Regions from separate parts of the Mus musculus genome. Here region 1 is linked to region 2. The links are chromatin loops, found by intact Hi-C in ENCODE. Cell type or tissue: left cerebral cortex. All regions are shown on one strand. Each heading gives the region's core, and the rest is flanking DNA. Links, peaks and the distances in the headings are about the cores only.

Region 1 (10,523 bases), core at 1,679-9,678, 60 kb after region 2:
TTAGCAAGCTCTTGGCTCTCCAGAATAGTGTGTTAAACAAACCTACTTTCTTTACAAGTCACCCAGCTTCAAGTATTTTATTACAGAAACACAAACAGACTAGGAGAAAAGCCAACAGGGGAGAAAAAAAAATGCAATACCAGAAAAACATTTGACTATACTAAAAGAGCAGGAACACAGATTTAAACATAAATACAGTATCCTTCCACTTACCATTAATAAACTAAGTACTAGCTTATTAGACTGGACTTGAAAGTCAACCAAATAATATTTTTGAGACTCACTCTCTTTTTATAAAGACACAGACTGAAAGCAAATGATAGAATACAATACACTTTGTTTTTCTTCTTTCTTTCTTTCTTTCTTTCTTTCTTCCTAAATAGGGTCTTTTTATTTAGCCTAAGCTGGCTTTGAACTTGTGCAAGTGTACACACACACACACACACACACACACACACACAGAAAGAGAGAGAGAGAGAAAGAGAGAGAGAGAGAGGTTTTTTGATCCATACCTGGTTAAGTGTTTATAGGGCCTAGTTTTTTGTTTATTTGTTTTTTAAGACAAGTTGTCACCATGTTTATAATGCTGGCCTCAAACCAGTGATTCTTCTGCCTCAGCCTCCCCAGCGCTAGCATCACAGGTGTGTACCTGTGTGCCACCCAGCCCAGCTCTAGAGCCATTTTTTTAAATTCCAAAATTTGTAGTTCTTGAATCATTTTTATAATTTAAATACTTTTTAATAATTGTATTTACTATTATTTCTGAGTGTGTATTATGATGCTTCTGTAGGTGTAAATTTTGTGGTGACTGGGAAACTTTGAGGACAACTCTGAAGAGTCAGTCAGTTCTCGTCTTCCACCTTGGGTTCTGGGGACCAAACTCAAATGGCCCAGGTTTGTATACCAGACACTTTCCCCGCTGAGCATCTTGTAGGCCTTAGGTTAATTATGACAATTTTTATTCCATTTCTTTTTGGTTTTTTTATATTAACAAAAAAGTTCACTCTCCATTATACTTCAAAGCAGTATCAAGAGTACTGAAAGCTGTAGTTATACTGTGAGAGACATGTTCTAACATTTCTGTGTATATTTTTCTTAACTAATCTAACTACAACCTTTATACTACTGACACCAGAGAACTGGTATTGGATAAATATTGCTAATTCTTAAAGATGAGGAAAATGGGGCTGGAGAGATGTCTCAGTGGTTAAGAGCACCAACTGTTCTTCCAGAAGTCTTGAGTTCAATTCCCAACAACCACATGGTGGCTCACAACCATCTGTAATGGGATCTGATGGCATCTTCTGGTGTGTCTGAAGACAGTGATAGTGTACTCATAAATAAAGTAAATAAATCTTAAAAAAAAAAAAAAAAAAGCCGGGCGTGGTGGCACATGCCTTTAATCCCAGCACTCAGGAGGCAGAGGCAGGTGGATTTCTGAGTTCAAGGCCAGCCTGGTCTACAGAGTGAGTTCCAGGACAGCCAGGGCTACACAGAGAAACCCTGTCTCAAAAAAAAGAAAAAAAAATGAGGAAAATGGAGAACATATATGTATGTATGTATATGTGTATGTGTGTGTGTCTGTGTGTGTATACACACACAGACACACACACATATACACATACATGCTGATGGACCTAGATGCTAATTACAAACAAAACTCTTAGTTTATTACAAATTGAAAATGTGGACACAAGCTAAAATTGAAGGTAATAATAACATTAACTATCAAATTATACCAAAGTAACTTTCTTTTTTTCCTCCTTGGAGTTTCTACCAATTAGGAACATGTTTGTTTCTGAAAATTTTAACAAATATTTTCAAGATACACTTTGGGCCAGGAAAATATAGGCTGAATAACAGACAATACTTCAACAATTACTTATAGCTCTTTGAATAGCTACACTCAGAGAATGATTATTAGCAAAACAAAATGAACATGTACTATTCGGCACTTCTTAAAATTTGAATTTATTTTTATAGCGCTAAGAACTAAACCCAGGGCTTTCAGAATGCTAGGCACATGATCTACTGTTGAGCTATAATCCCATCCAAAACTTATGTGGCTTGGCATAGTGGTACAGATCTATAATCAAAGCATGTAGGAGACTAAAAGCAAGATTATCACAAGTGGGCAGGGAGCCTGGGCTACATAGTAAACTCCAGGCCATCCTCAGCTACAGAATAAGATCCTATTGTCAAAGGAAGCGGGGAGCAGAATTAAATAAAGGTATTTGAAATAACATCATTGTTAAATATGGGCATAAGAAGTGTGCTTATCAATTCTGTAGACATGACAAAGCTGAGATGTCAGCTTATATGCTAAGTAATAGAACTGGCCCTCAAAAGAAATGCTGGAGGGGCAGGGGCGTATAATACAGTTGTATAGCCTGTGCTTAGCATGTTCATGACCCTGGGTTCAATGAAGGAGAGGGAGAGAGGCAAAAAGAAAGGGAGAGAAAGTGAACAAGATAGAACAGTTTCATTGGCACAAGGTTATATCCATCAATTTACATATTGTCTATGGCTGCCTTTGTATGGCAGAACTGAGTAGCTGTCACAGACTATAAAGCCTAAAATATTGTTTGGCCTTTTATGACCCTTGATCTAGATGTATTAAAATTTAACTTGTTTAGTCCATGACAAAAATCAACATAAGACAAGACTAAGACAAGACTGGCCCAAAGGTAAAATTTAAAAGTGTTATTTAAAAAAAAAAAAAGTATTATTTTAGATTTACTAAAAGTTAGGCTGAAGGTGTAGACAATGGGAAAGTGACACTGGGCAGGCATGGGCCCCAGGCCTGATACCCAACAGCCAATAAAAACGCAACTTAAGAAGTTAAAGAGGTAGCACATTCCATCAGTAAGGGGTCCACGGGTACTAAGGGCCCAGGCACTTATAATGCTGATACAGCAAGCTGATCACACACACACACACACACACACACACACACACACACAACTAGTGGCTGGGTGCTAACAATGTGATTCACACCTAGAGTACGGTGCTCAGTTCAGAACCTCTCAAAGACATGATTAAGGTCCATACTGTTCGGGGCAGATTAAAAAAAAAAAAAACCAACTCATAAGCATGCTCCTCCAAATGAATAAATGTAATAAACATTTTTTAAAACTTCCAGTGCCCCCTCCAGTTATGCATACATTAAAGATGTACATCCCCTGCAAAAGGTTGACAAAATTGTGGTGTTTTTATATTTTCTAGTTTTACTATCAAAATTGGTGTGAATGTCTCAAAACAGGTAAATACAGGATATATATCTCATGTGGATAAATAATGTATAAGGGAGCATAATACATTTTCAAAAAAATTACAAGTCAGGGGTGATGCCCCATATACTGTGTAGGTCAAGGCTGGAGGATTAGAAGTGAGTTTAAGGTTTTCCTGGGCTAGAATAGACCTGCTCTCAAAAAACCAAAATAAATAAAAGAGTTACCATCTAGGGAAATGTTCTCATATCTATGTATATAGTAGATGAATAAGATACAGTGTGTTCTCTTCAAATTTTCAGGTTTTTTTTTACCTTATTCTTAAATGATCTAAGGAAAAAGCAAACAAGCACTTTAATACAGTGAATATAAAGCACTTTAATAAAAAATGAATATACCTGAACTACCAATATCTGTTCTTTAAAACCAGGGGCAGAGATTTGGCTTTCATTAAGGTTTTGTTGCAGTTAATGAGAAAGAGGCAAACCAATCCCAAGAAACCCATAAAACCACCCAGCAGACATGTTTCCACACAGCTCCAAGATGGAGGTTTGAGAGGCAATGCTTGATCTAAGCGAGGATGAATACCCTCAGGGACTCTCTACCAAAGTGGTAGTAGGCTCTAGGACACCATCCATCCTTCTGGGTTTTACAGACAGGGACGGTGGATTCCCTACCCTTTCCCAGGGCCATTGATTTTCTCTTTAAATATACAGTGTAGCCCTTTCTGGTACTTCTTTCAGAAAACCTCTGGGTCACGTCCTGGGTTGATTTTCTCCTTGACCAGCACCTTTGGGTCTGTGTGCTCTTACATCTGCCTGCCCCAAATCCTTTCCTACAGCATCCACTGGTAGCTCTGGTGTAAATTTAAAACCGGTCATTCTCTTTCTCCCATAATGGCAGCCCGGACACAGTCCTCTCACCTCCAAGACTCAAATAATTTCAAATAACGTAAATGCACCCACATTGACTTTAAATATTATTCCTGTTTGAGGTTGGACCGTGCTGATAATGTGTTACGTTTGGCATATTAACTGTCATTTGTAATTGTTCTTCCTTCTGAGGGTCAAAGCATCATTTCAGGGCACTAAAAGTTCTTGGGGAGGGGGGCCTAGAGAGAGGCCAGGCCCTAATCACTCTGTTCTCTCCCAGCGACATCGCTGCTCCACCCGCGGTCACCCGCCGCGCGTCTCCTCACAACCGGTTCCTTCCCGCCCGCAACCCTCCGCCGGCCTCGCCACCGGGCTCCCACCTCTTCGGTGCCCGCCCACCGTGCTGCACGGACCCGCTCGCCTGGGCCTTGGGTAGCTCCGCGAAAGGACCGGGTCCGCTCGCGATCCCCGCCCGTCACGCCCCGCCCGGCCCTGGCCCCGCCCCGCCTCGCTTCGCTTCGCTCCCGCCCCGCCTCAGCCTCAGAGGAGTTCCCAGGCGCGCGCCCTGCGCAGCCCCGCCCCGCCCTCTCCTGGCAGGGGCTCCGCCTAGAAGCGCCACCTCACTTGCGCGTCTTTCCTCAGGACTACCTTTACATTGCATTGCCTCGGGGAGGTGGGGGGGCCTCCAAGAGATCTCGGGGGACATGCCCTCGCGCGGGCACGCACACGCACGGCCCCGCCCCGCCCCTTTCACCCTTCCTGCGACCGCCCGGCTTTCTCAGCTCGGCTGTCCCAACCCACTCCCGGCCCCGCCCCGCCACATGCCCCGCCCACTCCAGATCAGACCACGCCCCTCATGCCGGCCCCGCGCACGCGCGCCTACCCAGCCGAGTTCTTTTCCCCCCCCACCCCTCCCTGCTGGTACCTCAGTCCCGCGGCGCCAGGTCGCCCCCAGCCCCTCCCTCTTGCCACCCTCTGTGTGTGTCCCACCCTCACGGGCTTTGTGGCCTAGGTTGCCGAGCCGCTTCCCGGTCAGCCGCTCAGTGGAGGAAGGAGCCGCCAGTGAGGTGCAGCCGCTCGCTGCCCCGGGCAGGGGCACAGGTAGGTGGCGGCCGCGGGCCGGGCCGCTCGCCGAGCCTCAGGCAGCGCGTGGGTGCGGGGGCGGAGTGTGAGGGGCTGGGGGAGGGGAAAGGCCCTAGGGACGAGGTAGAGCTCGCGGTGGGAGGGGTGGGAGGATGAAGAGGTAGGGGTGCCTGAGGTGGGCTTAAGGGTGGGGTCCGCGGCGTCCCGGGTTAGACTGAGGGTGTGTGAGAATTTAGGGTTCTGGGCGGGAGAGGGAGCGGATTTAGCTTAGGTGGACTTGGGGAGAAGCTTGGGTGGGAGTGCCGGGAAAGGGGGAAAGAAAAGGGGTTGAGGAGTGCACCAAGGGAAGGAGCTAGGGTTGGAATAGGGGGAGGGGTGGGGCGGGGGGGGGCAGGGAAGAAACTAGTTGAGGCCGTGGATTGGGAAGTTGGAGATAGTGAGGCGTGAAGAAAGGGGAATCTGAAGGTTGAGGACGCAAAACCGGGAAAGAGATGGGGAGACTAGGGTGCTAAGAGGAACCTCGATGGTGAGAGGAAGACTCGTGAGGAGGGAGAGAAGGATGGGGGCTGGAGACGGGTCGCTAGAAGACAGGTGGAGGCGGGGTTGAGTCTTTTGAGGGGCACGGGAGAGTCTGGGATGTGAGGAAGATGGGTAGAAGATCTGGGAGTGAATGGGGAAGGTTAGAATTTGGGGGGTGGGGGACTGAAATTTTTTCTGTTTGAAAAGCTAAAGAGTGGGTAAAACTATCAAGATGTGGGAGAGATTAGCTTGCTCTTGGACAAAGTATGGGCCCGGATAGGACATGAGTTTCTGCAGTTTGGGGGAGAAGGCAGGTAGGGAAGTGGCAAGTTACAGGGAAAAAAGAAGTAGTGGGAAATTGAATAATGGCGGTGACACAGAACAATGAAGATGGATTGTTAGTTGGTTAGAGATACTTTGGAACTACTTTCTCTTCGGATTTCTTCCTATGTTAAGAAAAAGTCTTTAAAAACCACTACATTTTCAAATGAGCCAAAGGTGTCTGCAGTCTTGAGATGAAGGTAGTGGGTTGACAGATGTTTTCCTGGTGTGTGGATATGGCGGATTTCTGCCCTGGCAGAGTGAAGGGGGAGCGCTTCATCCTTGAGTGAGCCCTGGTTCTGTTTCCACCCACTCTTCCTCAGATGACCACTGTTTTTTACTATAGTCCCTGCCCTCTTAACTCCCAGTTTGAGCCATTGTGAGTTCCAGAGAGATCAAATGGCCGGTGATGTTAATTTTGAGTGTTTTAAGAATATTTTTAAGGCTGATGTTGTATTTTTATTCTTGAGATACAAGTGGGAAGATCTTGTGCTTTGGAATTACACAGACCTGTGATTGAATTCAGGCTCTCTCACTTAGGAGTTGTGAGCCTTAAGTTCCTTCATTTCTCTGAGGCTCTTCATCCATAAAGTGGCAATACTGACCTCATAGGATCAGTGATTGCATGACATCATTTTATGTTGTACCTTACAGTGCTTGTTAGCTTGTAGGTATATAAAAAATGGTAGCTTTCAGTCACATCTGGAATCATTATTGTTGATCATTATTTTGGCCTACTTATTCTTAGAAGACTGATTTATTAAGGTTAGGTGTTCTTTCTGATTTTTGGTTTTGGTATTTTTTTTCCTGAACCATAGGCTCAGCTCACAGTTTTAGCACTATTACCCTGATGCCTCTCTCCTCTTTCCTCTCTTTGTCTGGAATAATTTTATGCTTTTTGCTTGGAAGCTGGATTCAAGGTTTTAAAACTTATGTTTGGTTGTCAATTATTTTATCCTTCTCTCATTTAAAGATGTTTTACAGAACTGAATTTTTAATGTACCAAGGTTATATTTCATTTATTTGAAGAAATGATATGCTTTGTGCTAACTTTAGCTTCACTAATGTAATGTGAATGCACTGCTGTACATTTTTAATGCTTTGTAATGCTTAGGTAGATCACAGAGCTGTTTCTCTGTAGTGGGCTAGAACACCGCCAGTCAGCCAGTCACTCTGTTAATCTGACCCATAGCTGCAAGAGATCTACACTGAACATTGTTATCTTGCAGATACATGTTATCTTAACTTTCCAGTTTAAAAGAGCACTTCCAACCTTCACACCCCCAGGCAAGAAAAGGCTCTTGTCTTTTAAGGGGCCAGTTTGTAGAGGCCAACATGAATAATAGTGACGGGCAAGCAATATCCAGGAGAGAAGCTTTACCCTTTATGGTTCTTAAAGTTGAAAGTTCAGACATTCATTTAATCCTTAGATCATTTTATAGTACATTACAAACTTCAGGAAGTACTTTATTGGAAGAATGCAGGATGTTTTAAAAAAAAAAAAAAGGTTACCATGCATGATTCCCTAAATTAAGAGTAGTTCTTCAAATAACTGAAGAAAGCAAAGCCTTGGATTATTGCCTGGACAAATGATGTAGATATACTCTTCAGTAAATACTGAATTTTTACATCATTTAAAAAGAGAATACTGTTTGATAAGTAGTCTGAAGATGTGATTTAGTCCTCACTGTGCCCCTGTTTTTGAAGGGTAAAGTTGCCAGGAGGGGCAGAGTAAGGGATTAGCATCCAGACTCTGGTCCCACGCTACTTGTGCCCTCTGCTGGATGGAATCATACTTCTAGTTTTCATGAGACACTGTCATCCATTCATTCCGTTTTACTCCAAAGTTTGTGGGACGTTAGAGAGGAGAATTAAGAGCAGTGCAAATATGTAAAACCTGGGTTTTCGTCTTTCTGTCCTCCTCATCAGTATTATGGTGTGTTGGTCCATTAAGATACATTATCTTCATAGGATTTGCCCTTCTGCTGTTACAGTTAGATTGTTAGGCTAGGTGTAGTGGCTTATGACTGTAATCCCAGTATGTGGAAAGCCATGGTAGAAGGATCTCTCTGAGTTTGAAGCCAGCCTGGACTACATGCTAAATTTCTGGCCACTCTAAAATGGTGATAATGATATGTTTTCTTTCCTTCATTTACCCACTTGATCATTTCTTGTCTAGCAAATAATTTGTTTTTATGCCATACGTAGTATTTACTTTCTGATACCTAGGTAGAGTAGGCTCTGACGTTCTAGTCTGGTTTTGTTTTTTGTTTGTTTGTTTGTTTGTTTTTTGAGACAGGGTTTTTCTGTGTAGCCCTGGCTGTCCGGGAACTCACTCTGTAGACCAGGCTGGCCTGGAACTCAGAAATCCGCCTGCCTCTGCCTCCCAAGTGCTGAGATTAAAGGCGTGCACCACCACTGCCCAGCTTGAGGTTCTAGTCTTAAAGATCAAAGAGCATTTTCTTTTTCTCCAGGTTAGGATTAAGGTCTGTGAGGTCGAAGGGGCTAAATGCTTGCCCTGCTGAAAGAAGCTTTTATAGCAAGTGGGGAGGGCATCTTTTCAGCAGCAGCCCTTAAATGCTGGCAAGAATATGAAGTGTAAGAACTGGCACTATGACAAGACTTTAAAAAAAAAAAACTGGTTTTTACTTTAGTTGTTTTGTCCTCCCTCCCCCACCCCCCACATAGTACCAGTAGCAATATAGCCCCATCATCTGCTCTGCTTCTACCACCTGCAGAAGGGGCTGACAAGTGGGGGAGGAGCCTGCAGCTGTTGCCTGGAAGAGGAGCTGGCTCCTAGCAACAATATCAGCAGGCCCTTCAACGCAGCACTAAATCTACCCCTTTGAGGTCTCATTCAGTTCAGCATATATCTGTTGAGTGCTTACTCAGTACTAAGCACCATGTTCGGCCTGAGAAAGAAAAAAACTCACAGCTTTGGGTACAGTAACAATTGAACATAGTACACAGTGCTAAGTGTTGTCTAAAAGGAAACACTGGGTGCTTTGGGAAAACCAGACAGACATGGACTGGTACTGGGGTTGGAGAAGTTTCCCAGGAGAATGCTGAGTGATGGTTGAGCTGAATGTTAATGATGAACAGGAAATAGCTAGGTCAGGCAGAACAACCAAAAGCAGTAAACTAAGCTAATTCCAGTGGGTCAAGTGAGTGGCAATTTACCCATGTAGCATTGGGAGGGCCACAGAATAGAACATAGTAGATGAGCTGGAAAGGGTGAGGCTCCAGGGCTAGGCTGGTCCCTCCTTTCTGATGTGCTTTATATACATAATTATTCTCAGGAGAAAAATGAGCAGTAGTGATTCCCACAAATAGGATCATTGCTTGATCTTCAGAGACTCAGCATTTTTGTCACTAACTTAATTGTTTGCTGACACTTGTAAGTGGCTTCAGGCCACATTGTAGGTATTGATGTAGAACCTGACTTGATATACCTCCAAAAGTCAACCAAAGTCTTTGAGGGATAGTTTCAGAGTTTTAGAAATACTGCTAGGAGCCAGGTGTGGTGGGGCACGCCTTTAATCCCAGCACTTGGGTGGCAGAGGCAGATGAAGTTCGAGGCCTGCCTGGTCTACAGAGTGATTTCCAGGACAGCCAGGGCTACACAGAGAAACCCTGTCTCAAAAACAAAACAAATAAACAAACAACCCAACAACAACAAAAAAAAAGAGAGAGAGAAATACTGATAGGCTGACATGTTATTAAAATCCACATTTCCCCCTTTCTTATTGTAGAAATGATAATCGGATGCCTTTATTTAACATAGAAGTTTCTTGTGTAATTTGAAATCTCACTCAAGAAAATAGTATTTATTATAATTCTTGATGCATAATGTCACCAGTGGGATTAAAGAAAAACATAACTGCTTTTTGGTTTTTAACTTACCTCAAAGTGCTTGGACAGAATCTGAACACTGGAAGACTGTAATGATTTTATTTAGCCTTTGTTGTGGAGGCCTTTATTTGTAAATTCAAGACATCCTTTTGCTCATGGTTTACCTAAGGCTTATGGAACTTGTAAACTAGTTCCATGACATTCTCCCAAGGGACTGCACTGTACCAGAGTCCTGTTATGGAGTCTGAATTAAATGTGGTCTTTCTCTCTGTGTGCAAAGCAGCTAAGACAGACCCAGAAGCCAATCAATAAGACAGTGAGCCAAGTGCAACAAAGAGATGTGTGGAAAGTGCCAAACCCGCTAGCGGAGTTACTGTTTTCTGTGTGTAAACATTTTTAATTCCAGAATTCTAGTGGGTTCATAATGTCTGATGAAATAGTGTATGCTTTGTTTACTAGGACTCAGTGTTGGGCATTTAGTTGATGCTCCTCGTTGCTCTGCTAACATAAGCTGTGCTGCTGTGAGTCTACTTTGAAAAGAATTGTTGCTGGCATTTTTTTGTAAATTCTGGGTGAATTCTCCAAATGAAATTTGAGCTCAAAGTTCTGAAAGATGAGTAGATTACTAAATAGGTGAGAAAAATGC
Region 2 (10,523 bases), core at 821-8,820:
TATGCTTGCATATGTACGGAGGGAGGCTGCAATTGACATCGGGCATCCCCACTTTATTTACTGAGGCGGACACTCTTACTATAAACCCAGAGTCTATCAATCCTGGCTAGTCCAGCTAGCTGGGAATTCTCTCTGCCTCCCTAGTGCTGGGATTACAGGCAGCCTGCACACCTGCCCACGTGCTTCAAGCAGTTCACGCATCAGCATGGCAGGGGCTTTATCCACCGAGTCATCTTCCAAGCCCAAGGTTTTAAGGCTCCTGGGCTATACTGTTAAATCGTGTCCAAAAGAACTTTCCTCATTAACTTCCTCAGCAGCGATGCAGACTGTCTCTGAGCATCCCAATGCTTTGATTAGCTGTGCACTAACAGTTAAAAGATGGTCACAACACTGTCAAAGGGAGCCACATGAAGGGAGACCCACTTAAATCATACATATTTCAAAAGCACTACTTTGCTAGTGAGAAGGCACACCAGGAAGGGGAGGAACAGAGCGCCACTGGGCAAGCACGAGGTCAGAGGGGCCAGAAGGAAGATACGGCTCGCTGCGCTGATGGGGTCAGACTCCTTCTGAGGAAAACACCCAATAAGAATGGCCATGGGTGCTACACAAAGGGCTGAGAAGGACCCAGGGGCAGAGCAGGAAGCGTGTGCACGCCGGAAGACACGGAAGGCACCATCAGAAGTGTATCTCTTCTGACAGTAACGTTCTCTGTCTCTGCGTCCTGGCCTCTCTGAAGCCGTCTTTTACGTCCATCTTTTCCTAGCACATGACTTCTGCCAGAAGCCACCTGAACTCCACCTTCTCGTCTACCATCTTCCTCAGGACAGCCTTCCAGGCCACCCCAAGGACCACATGCTCTTCCCTGAAGCCGAAGTCCTTAACCATTGTATAGCCTCACGTTCATCACGGCCTGCCTCCTTTCAAGCCGCCTTGGGCCGACAACCTCTGCTATGATCTGGAACATGGACCAACTTTTTGTTTCTTAAAGAGGAAAAAAATTAAACAATCTTCCTCCCGCCGCCCAGGGGGCTCTGCAAATGCTGTCCACAATACTTGCACCCCCTTGCACTGTGCAAGCAAGAGCTGAAGAAAGACAACTTGGAATTGAAAAACAGAGCAAACGTCCCAAGCTGGCTCTCTGTGAGGCTGCAAGCCCAGTGTGTCAGGCAAACGTGGGAAAGGCCATGAGCTACAAAAGGACAGAGACCAGCAGAGGCAGTGGGCCCTGGTTATCCAGGCCTTCACTCCCAGTGAGTTGCGAAGCAAGTGACATCGGAAGGTGGGGTGTTAATTTAGGTGACAGTGGCGGAAGATGACCTTGTACCTTATGGGACGGTGGGAGGAGGTGAGGAACAGGCTTATGTGTATGTGTGGGGGTGGGGGAGTATATGGCCACCTATGTGCAGAGCCCGTGGAGACCAGAGCAGCATCAGATCTCCTGAACTGGATTTATAGGCAGTTGGGAGCCACCTGAAGGGAATGGGAACTGGGAGTCTCGGCTAGAGAGCTTCCCCAGCACAAATGCTGTTATGGGTGGTCTGAAACAAGATGGAGAATTGTGGTGTGACAGTATTTGCACAAGAAGTTACTTCTACTTTAATATCAAATCTCCATCAGACAGTGGGGAGTCTGTGACGTCACACTGCCCGGATTCCAGTCCTGGCTGACTGGTTTAGTAACTGTGTGACTCTTAGGCAGATAGCTTGATTTCCTTAGTGCCTCGGTTTCCTTACTGAAAAGACAAGCAGAATGATTACTTTAAAAAGCCCGATATGAGAAGGATTACATGAGTCGTCCCCTGTAAAGTGTTTACAACGGTGCCTGCACAGCGAGTGCTCAGAAAAGATGAGGCAACTGCTAACTCCTAGTTTTTGCTGCCTGCTGCCCATCAGAAGAGTTCCGTGAGAAAAATAAGCAAACTAGAAAAACCTGGGCGTGCCCAACAGCCTCTTACCAAGATGATTGAAATAAAATCCTTTACAGTATGGCATGTGGCAGTAATAAAATTTGTAGCTGTGGCAGAGGAAAATGTGATCACAAGATAAAGGGGGAGGCCCGCCTGCCGTACCTTCAAACTGTAAGTCATCCACAGCTGCCATTCAGCCAGAGGCTCTTCTCCCAAGGGTAAGGTAGAAAACGTTCCGGGGTCTAAAACAAAGAAATATGTAAGCTTAGGAAAATGGAACACTCTGCAAAAAGAATTCATAGTAAAAGAATTTTGAGAGCCAGCTGTAGTGGTAGTGCATGCCTTTAACCTCAACACTGTGGAGGCACATCTCTGTGAGTTTAAGGGTGGCCTGCCCCACATAGTGGGTCAGAAACTAAAAATGATTACTACCATCTCTTTATCTTCTGTGGCTATGGGATTCAGTTCTTTCCTTCTACCTTAGGGACCCAGAATGGGACTAGGACCATGCTTGGGGACAGCCACCTTTACCTGCTGAGCAATCCCTCCCCCCCACACACACACTTGCCTACTCTTTCAACGGGGACTGATAGTTTATATAACTATCACAGGTCATACAACTTGATATTTATATTAATATAGCTCAGGAAGAGAGTTGGTATAGAGCTGAGCAGCCTCTCGGAGTTAAAGAAGAGGAGTGAGCTGGAGAATAAGGGAACTGCACCTGGGAATAGAGTATGTGACGGGTGAGAACTGAACACAGGAGAGTCGAGAAGCACTCAGGACTCTGTGAGTGGATGTCCAGCCCAGCCTGTGATCAGGACATCTGTGAGCGGAATCCACCCAGTGCAGGGAAGAACCATCCAGAGCGACACTGGACAGCCTACAGAGGAACCGAAAGCTGGTGTGGTAGCTCATTTGAATGTTTGCCTAGCAAGTACAAAGTCCTGGGTTCAATACTCAGGACCTACAAAATCTGGTGCATGCCGGCGATCCCAGCACCTAGGAGACGGAGGCAGGAGACTGAGTAAGTTTAAGGTTATCCTAGACTATCTGGTGAGCTCGGAGACCATGAGTTAGAAGAGTGTCCTATCAACAAAAAGAGACTGGCTGCGGGGGACACTCGCTGCCGCGTGAATGTTTAGGGGCCAGATGCAGCCTGGAGATGGAAGAAAATGGAAGGGGAGCCTAGGGTTTGGGAGAGGTGGTGGGGAAAGCATTCCAGTGCAGCCGGCTTAAGGTCCCAGACAGACCTGGGTTTGAGTCCCGATTCTGTTGTTTCTCTGCTGTGTGTGCGCTCCTTGAGGCTCCCCATCTGTAAAATGGGTTCGTGAAGGTGTCTAAACCATTCTATAAGGTAGTGCGTGTAAGGAGCTTAGCGAAGAGCCAGGCAATTAGTAGCTCTTAACTGTTAGCGACCCTGCAGTCAGGGATCTAGGGATGCACAGACAGGGTTTGGGTGGTGGTGGGGGATGCTTGAGCAACAGAGGACAGGGAGGGTAGGAGATTCCCCAACTGACCCAGAAGCCCTGACGCCCTCACCTCTCAGGAAGAGGTCCAACTGTCCAGGAAAGGTTGGGGCCTGGGATGCTCTGCACTGGTAGCCGGTCAGTCCAATCCCGGAAGCCGGAGATCCGGGGGAGGGTGTTAGATTTCTCCGCCTCCTCCGGGCAGAGCACCGCCTCCTCTCTTAAAGCAAACGCGGTCACCCAGCGAAGACTCGGAAAACGCGGAAGACACCGGAGCGCCAAGTAACTCGGTGCTGAGTCCCGCCCTCTCGGTGGTCTTAAAGAGACAGGCGAAGTGGGGCGAATTCTCAGGAGTTCGGGAGTGTTTTACTCATTGTTTATACGTTTTACTTATGCAAAGAGAAAAATGAAAAAGAAAAAGAAAATAGGTCACCAGTTCCTGGTTTCTCTGGCCATGAAAACTTAACCAGCGAGGAAGGCACCATAGCAGATGGCTTGTGAATCAAAGAAGTTCTTTTGTCACTGTTCACAGAGGGCTGGCCCCTCAGCTGTACCACCTAGGTGTCTGACAGTCACCTCGAAAACAGCAGGACTTAACAACATTGGCATAGTCTGGCAAGCGACCTTGTGGTTTGCTTCCTACCTGGACCTCCAGGCTTGGAAAACTGTCTCCCCCTGCCCATAGGGGATGCTATCGTCTCCTCTGGGACTCCTGTTGCTCTGCTAATCCCCTGGGCTTCACCCTGCTTTGGCAATGCTTGCCTGAATTCTGTTTGCTTATCTTTGCCAGCCTGTGAACACTGAGAACAAAAAGATCCGGAATGGTTCTAGTCTCCGGGTGGCCAGTACCAGCCAAGGCAGTAGCATACAATTACTGTTCACAGTATTCTATCACGGACTGAAAGGGTCCCTAGACAGTTTTTGCTGTCTGGGAGGGAGCAGTGTAAACAGCAGACACTTGATTCACAGCTCATACAAGGAGACCAGTGTCTTTAGCTTCACCTGCAGGGTACTTCCAATTTGACTTCTAACATACTCTGAATATCAGTCATGATTGATAATGTTTTTTTTTCTTTTTAAAAAAAGAGTTGCTTATTTATTTTATGTATGTGAGTATGCCACTGTCTTCAGACACACCCCAGAAGAGGGCATTAGATCCCATTACAGATGGTTGTGAGCCACCATGTGGTTGCTGGGAATTGAACTCTGGATCTCTGGAAGAGCAGTCAGTGCTCCACTGAGCCGTCTCTCCAGATAATGTTTTCCTAACTGGCAAGCTGTCAGGTGTAATAACACACATTAGTTAATATAATTCATATGGAGGGGCTTTGTCTATGCAGGACCTCCAACTCTCAGAACAATGCTGCAAACCCGAGGGGGGCGCCCTTATTATATAAGGGGGTAACTGGGCTCAGAGTGCATGTGGAGCACTGTTGTTGAATGTCCGGAATGAACATCAGCTTATGAACTCAGACGTGCAAGCATGCCCAACACCTCTTCTGTCTCACATTCGCTCATTTGCTGCTAACCTCACCCCCACTGATCTTACTCCAGCTACAGACCCTGAGAAAAGGCCACCCCAAATGCTCGCTATGGGCTCCTCATCTTCTTCATGACCAAAGCAACTTGGCAGGGAAAGAGTTGACGTGGCTTACACGTCCCAGTCCTAGTTCATCACTGAGGGAAGTCAGGGCACAACTGTGGAGGAATGCTGCTTACTGGCTTGCCTTCTCACACCACCCGGTACCACCTGCCCAGGGGTGACACAACCCATAGTGGGCTGGGTCCCACCACATCAATCATCAATCAAGAAAATGCCCCACGGACTTGCCTACGGGCAATCTGATAGGGGCAAATGCTCACTTGAGAGTCTCTCCTGGGGGGGCTTAACCCAATGATGGGGTTCCAGGCACACATAACCATACCTAGCCCTTTATGTGGGTGCTGGAGATTCGCACTCGGGTCCCCATGCTATGACCCACAAGTCATCCCCTCAGCCCCAGTACCCAGCCTTTGGAACCAGTGCACCCGAGTCAGAAAGCAGCGGCAGCCCCATGGCTGGTGATACAATGGGTGGGACATGGGGGGAGGGGCAGGCTGGCAGCATCACAATTCCTAAAGACTCTGAGAAGAGATGCACATCGAAGACAAGGTGCTGAGGCCCTGGAAGAGCAAGAGGCCAATGCTGACAATAGTTAAGAAACAGACTGGGTGCCGGGCGTAGTGGCGCACGCCTTTAATCCCAGCAGAGGCAGGCGCTGCTTGAGACAGGGTCTTGCTCTGTAGACCAGGCTGGCTTTGCATTCATAACGATTCCCCCTGCATCTTCCCCCTAAAGTGCTGGGATTAAACTGTATGATACCGTGCTTAGCCTGCAGACTAGTTTTTCTTAGCTTTATTGGAAGCCCTGAGAAAAAAGGGTCAGAGCAGCCAGCTGCCATCTTAAGGCACATTGTGGACACCATAGTGTCTCTGTAGAAACTTTGAAGGAGACTTGTTATGTTTTGTTTTGTTTTGCTTTGCTTTGTTTTTTTTTTTTTTTCAAAAAAAAAAAAAAAAAGCTGCCTGAAAATCAGTTTATTGCTAGGAGGGCCAAGTGTCAAAGAGTCCCCAAGGCAGTTTCTTAGTCACCTCCATCAAAGTACCAGCACACACAGGAGAAGTGGAAACCTGAGAATTGGATGTAGACATTTGGGTAGAAAAGCCATGCACACACAACTCCCCACTCCCATACTCCCTTGGGTCTCCCTTAGAGGCAGAAGCAATGTTTTTTCTGTTACCCGAGAAAGAAATCTCCCCTTGCTTACAGATGCTATAACAGTGCCAGGTAACTTTCTGTAGCAACAAATACCCAAGCAAACCAATTTAAGAGTGGCAAGGTTTTGTGTAAGTTCATGGTTCCCAGGGTTCAGTGTTGTAGGATATTTGATCACATTGTGAACCCCAAGATTGTGAACTGCAAAAACGTCCTCTTGTTATGGTGTGGCTCAGCCCTAGCACACACCTTTAACCCAAGACCTTTCTGTAAATAGGATTAAATAAAGTCAACCATAGGTCAAGAGGCAGGGCAAGCAACCAGTAGACAGGGAGTGAACCTAGGAAAATGCAGGAAAGAGAAAGGAGAGTCTCTGAGCTGAAGAGCAGTCAGTGCTCTTACCCGTTGAGCCATCTAGCCAGCCCCTCAAGTGAAACTTCTTATCTTCTGGCCTCCAACCCTTGCCTTCTAGACGCTTCTGCTAGGACTTGTGTAGGCTGAGACAAGCTCCTCACATGCACCGTCTGACAGGACTCTGCCTCAGGGCTCTCCCAGAGGGCCCCTCACTGCTTTATATATGTTCAGAATGTGATGGAGTTAACAGCTTAAGGACAAACAAGGTCTCACTATATAGCCCAGGCTAGCCTCAAAGTTGTAATCTTCCAGATTCAGCTTCCAAAGCATTGCAATTGCAGGAGTGTCCGTCAAAGCCTCTCTGGGAGACTCTGACTAAGGGAGATGAGCTCCAGTGGGCAAGTGTCTCTTACGTTCAGACAGAGGGAACGTGACATGTTGTAGTACTCAGATGTCAGCAGATGTGACATTTCTCTAGACTTTGACTTAGCGTTCCCTGCCTTTTCCAGCTAGTCTGTATTATGCTAATTTAACAGAAAATGTCAAACAGAGGCTGGGCATACAGCTCAGTTAGTAAAGTGCTTGCCTAGCATGTAAAAGTCCTAGGCTTAATCCCCAGCACCAGGTGTGGTGAAGCCTGGAATTCCAGCCCCAGGGAGATGAGGCAGGACCACAAGAATGTCAGGGGATACAGGAGACCCTACCTCGGAAGAAATAAGGACATAAGAGACAGTTCAGAGCCCTCTTCCTTCCGTGGCTTATTGCACCCTCATGGAGCCCCACCCTGACGGAGAAGCAGAGGCATAAGGATGAACAAGATCACTGTAGGGGCTGGAGACCCCTGGTGTTTAGAAACAACAGCACACTTAAAAACTTGAAACAAAACACAAATACAAACAAAAAACCCAAATACAAAACAATAATGGCAACAATGCATTTGACCACACACATGTGCATGCGCGCGCGCACACACACACATACTTGGACTGGGGATATCACTAAGTATGTGTGTGTGTGTACCTGTCTGTCTGCCTGTCTGTGCATGCATGCATTCATGTGTTTATGTGCATGTGTGTTTGTGTGTGTTACTTATATCATTACTGTGACAAAGTACCCAACAAAATGTAAATTTAAGGAAGAAAGGTTTTATTCTTCCTCACAGTTCAAGGTCACAGTCCATCAAGGTGAGGAAGGCAGCAGGAACTTGAGGCAGTTGGTCACACTGCAACCATAGTCAGGGAGAAAAAAGGGTGATTGCTTGCTACTGCTCAGCTCCCTTCCTCCATTTTACAGTCCAGGATCCCAGCCTAGGGAATGGTGCCACCCACAGTGGACAAGTCTTCTTACCTCATTGAATGCAACAGGAAGGTTCAGAGTCATACCTCAACCCCCACCGCTGCCCCCAGCCCCCGACAGGTGATCCTAGATTCTGTCAATTGACAAGATCAGTCAATAGCTGAATAATGACATTCAAGCATAATACCATCTATATTAGCATCCCCAAAGTAAAATATCTTGGTATGAATCTAAAGATATGTGAACAAGATCTACAAAACTCTGACAGAAGAAACCAATGTGTGCCACAGCATGCATGGCCCCTGACACACAAGGAAGATAAACGTAATTTAATTTTTAATTTTGCAATAGTAGGGTAATACTACTGTGCTTGGTAGATTGGTTGTATTAAATGTTCTTTTGTTTGTTTGGATGGTTGGTTGGTTGGTTGGTTGGTTGGTTGGTTTGGTGTTTTGAGACAGGGTTTCTCCGTAGAGTCCTTGCTCTGTCCTGACATTCATTCTGTAGGCCAGGCCTTGAATTCAAAGATTTACCCGCCTCAGCCTCCTCAGTGCTGGGGTTAAAGGCGTGGGCCACCATGCCCTTCAGCATTTTCAACTTTTGATATCTTTGACTTTCAGGGGGTTTATCAGGATATAATATTTGCCATCATGCCCTGTGAGGAACGGGTGTGGTGGCAGTCCCAAGAAGGCGCCAGGGACTGCAGCTAAGTCTTATGACTTACACCTGACTTCCTCACCTGAATATAAGCCACAACCATCATGAGAGCTGCGCAGGTGTACCAGGATACTGGCGAATCCATTTTGGTGGAGATATGCCCCTGCTGCCCTGATTAGCTGAAGCTGTGTACCTGGTGAGGTGACGTGGCCTGCTGTGAGTGGATGAAGGCTGAGAGTATATAAGAGTGAGAGGCCCGGGTTAGAGAGAGGATTATTATTCGAGAGAGGATTATTATTGGGAGATATAGATGAAGAGAAAGAAGAGAGAGGAAGACTGAAGTTTGCTGAATAAACTGCTGTTAGAAGGACTGGTGGTCGTGTCGTTCTTGCTGGTCGAGAGCGGACGCGACAATGCCCTGATCAAGATCTAATTTATCTGTTATTAACAGGTGCTCCATAGCATATGTCATCAGAGAATTGCAAAGTGTGTTGAGAGATGCTGAGGCACACATACAGAATAGCAAAAATGCAAAATACTGGCGATACCGAACACTGGCAAAGGTATGAAGCAACAGATGTGGAATCTTGTCATTGCTGGGGGCCGTGTAAAATATCCCCGACACATTGCAAGACAGTGGGGCGGTTACTTACAAGTCCAAGCACACTTCTACTACACAAACCATCAGCTGCACCCACTGGAGAGCCAAGGGAGTCGACAAACTGTCTCCATCTGCCTATGATGCTTGCATCTGCTTTGTCTATGATTTGAGAGCAACCCAGATATTCCCCAGTTGATGAATGGATCAAGTTGAGTTTAGTCAGACAATGGGAATTACCACATTCAAAAGAAATAAGCTACCAAGTCAGAAAACTTAAATGGATGCCACTAAGCAAAAGAAGGGAACCAGAAAAGACTGCAGATAAGATTCTAACTTACATGAAATGAAGGGGCAGGGAGAGGGTCCAGGGCACACCCTCCCCAAAAGGCTCTGCCTCCAGAAATATGGCCATGCACTGCCAGCTGTGACTGAGTAAAGTATTTTTCATTATTGAAAGAACCAATTTTATTTTATTTGTTGTATTTTATTTTGTAGTTCTGGGGATATACACAGGATTTGTACATGACTGGCAAGTAAGTTTTCATTGAGGCACAACCCCAGCCAGCCTTTGTATTATTAAAACATACACACACACACACACACACACACACACACACACACACACCTTCTCCCCACCACATGAGAGAGAGAGAAAGAGAGAGGAAGAAGAAGGAGGAGGAGGAGGGAGAAGAGGAGGGAAGGAAGAGAGGAAGAAAGGAAGAGAGAGGGAGGGAGGGAGGGAGGGAGGAAGGAAGGAAGGAAAGAGAAGGAGGAGAGATAGCCAACAGGGAAAAGTATTTGTTGTTCTTGCAGGGCACTTGGATTCTGCTCCCAAAACACACATGTCAACCATCCATAACTCCACTTCTAGATGATTCTACACTCTCTTCTGATCTCCTCGGGTACCAGGCATGCACAAGGCACACATATATTTAAAAGACATCTAACCTTAAAAGCTAGTCATAGCCAGGTGGTGGTGGTGCACACCTTTAATACCAACACTAGGGAGGTAGAGGCAGGCACATCTCTTTGAGTTTCATGCCAGCCTGGTCTACAGAGCTAGTTCCAGGACAGTCATGGATACACAGAGAAACCCTGTCTCAAAAGACAAAAACAAACAAACAAAACAAAAAACTGCTAGTCATTTGCAAGAGATTTTTTTCTTTTCCTTCCTTTCTTTTATCCTCCTCCCCCTCCTCCTCCTCCTTTTCCTCCTCCCCCTCCCCCTCCCCCCTCCTCCTTCTTCATAACAGGGCTGGAACTTACTAATGTAACCAAACTGGCTTTAAACTCACAGAGATGGCCCTGCCTCAGTCTCCTGAGTGCTGGGCTAAGTGTGCTGCTACAGCAGCTGGGATCTTCTGACTCCTTTTTGCTGTTGCTGCTGTTGTTGTTTTAAATGGCTGGATATTAACTGTATAAAATAGTGGAGTTCATTATGCTTTGCCAGGGTCCCTTTCAATGTGATCTTTTCAAATGTTT

The links. A loop is a pair of places that touch in the nucleus more often than their neighbours do. Peaks named below come from ENCODE experiments on the same cell type or tissue, not always from the same donor. Only the 100,000 strongest peaks of a DNase experiment are listed, where the experiment ranks them.
Region 1: it touches region 2 in a loop (7-fold over the local background); 17 of 42 quality-filtered maps call a loop at or near these places.

What each region holds. Positions count from the first base shown.
Region 1 is chr4:107,247,955-107,258,477 of GRCm38, reverse strand. Lrrc42 (leucine rich repeat containing 42) reads left to right here and starts at 4,945. Exons shown (of 8, transcript NM_029985.2): 1 at 4,945-5,203. It overlaps Hspb11 (heat shock protein family B (small), member 11), which reads right to left and starts at 4,575. Exons shown (of 6, transcript NM_028394.3): 1 at 4,483-4,575. In left cerebral cortex, for the core only: CTCF peaks have their summits at 4,439, 5,201 and 7,802 (motif pointing left); DNase peaks (open chromatin) are centred at 5,762, 6,331, 7,793, 8,792 and 2 more places; H3K4me3 peaks cover 2,680 bases; H3K27ac peaks cover 1,822 bases.
Region 2 is chr4:107,307,391-107,317,913 of GRCm38, reverse strand. It overlaps Yipf1 (Yip1 domain family, member 1), which reads right to left and starts at 3,551. Exons shown (of 10, transcript NM_145550.3): 1 at 3,452-3,551; 2 at 2,072-2,151. The coding sequence starts at 2,102. In left cerebral cortex, for the core only: a CTCF peak has its summit at 4,061; DNase peaks (open chromatin) are centred at 3,589 and 4,054; H3K4me3 peaks cover 1,732 bases; H3K27ac peaks cover 1,284 bases.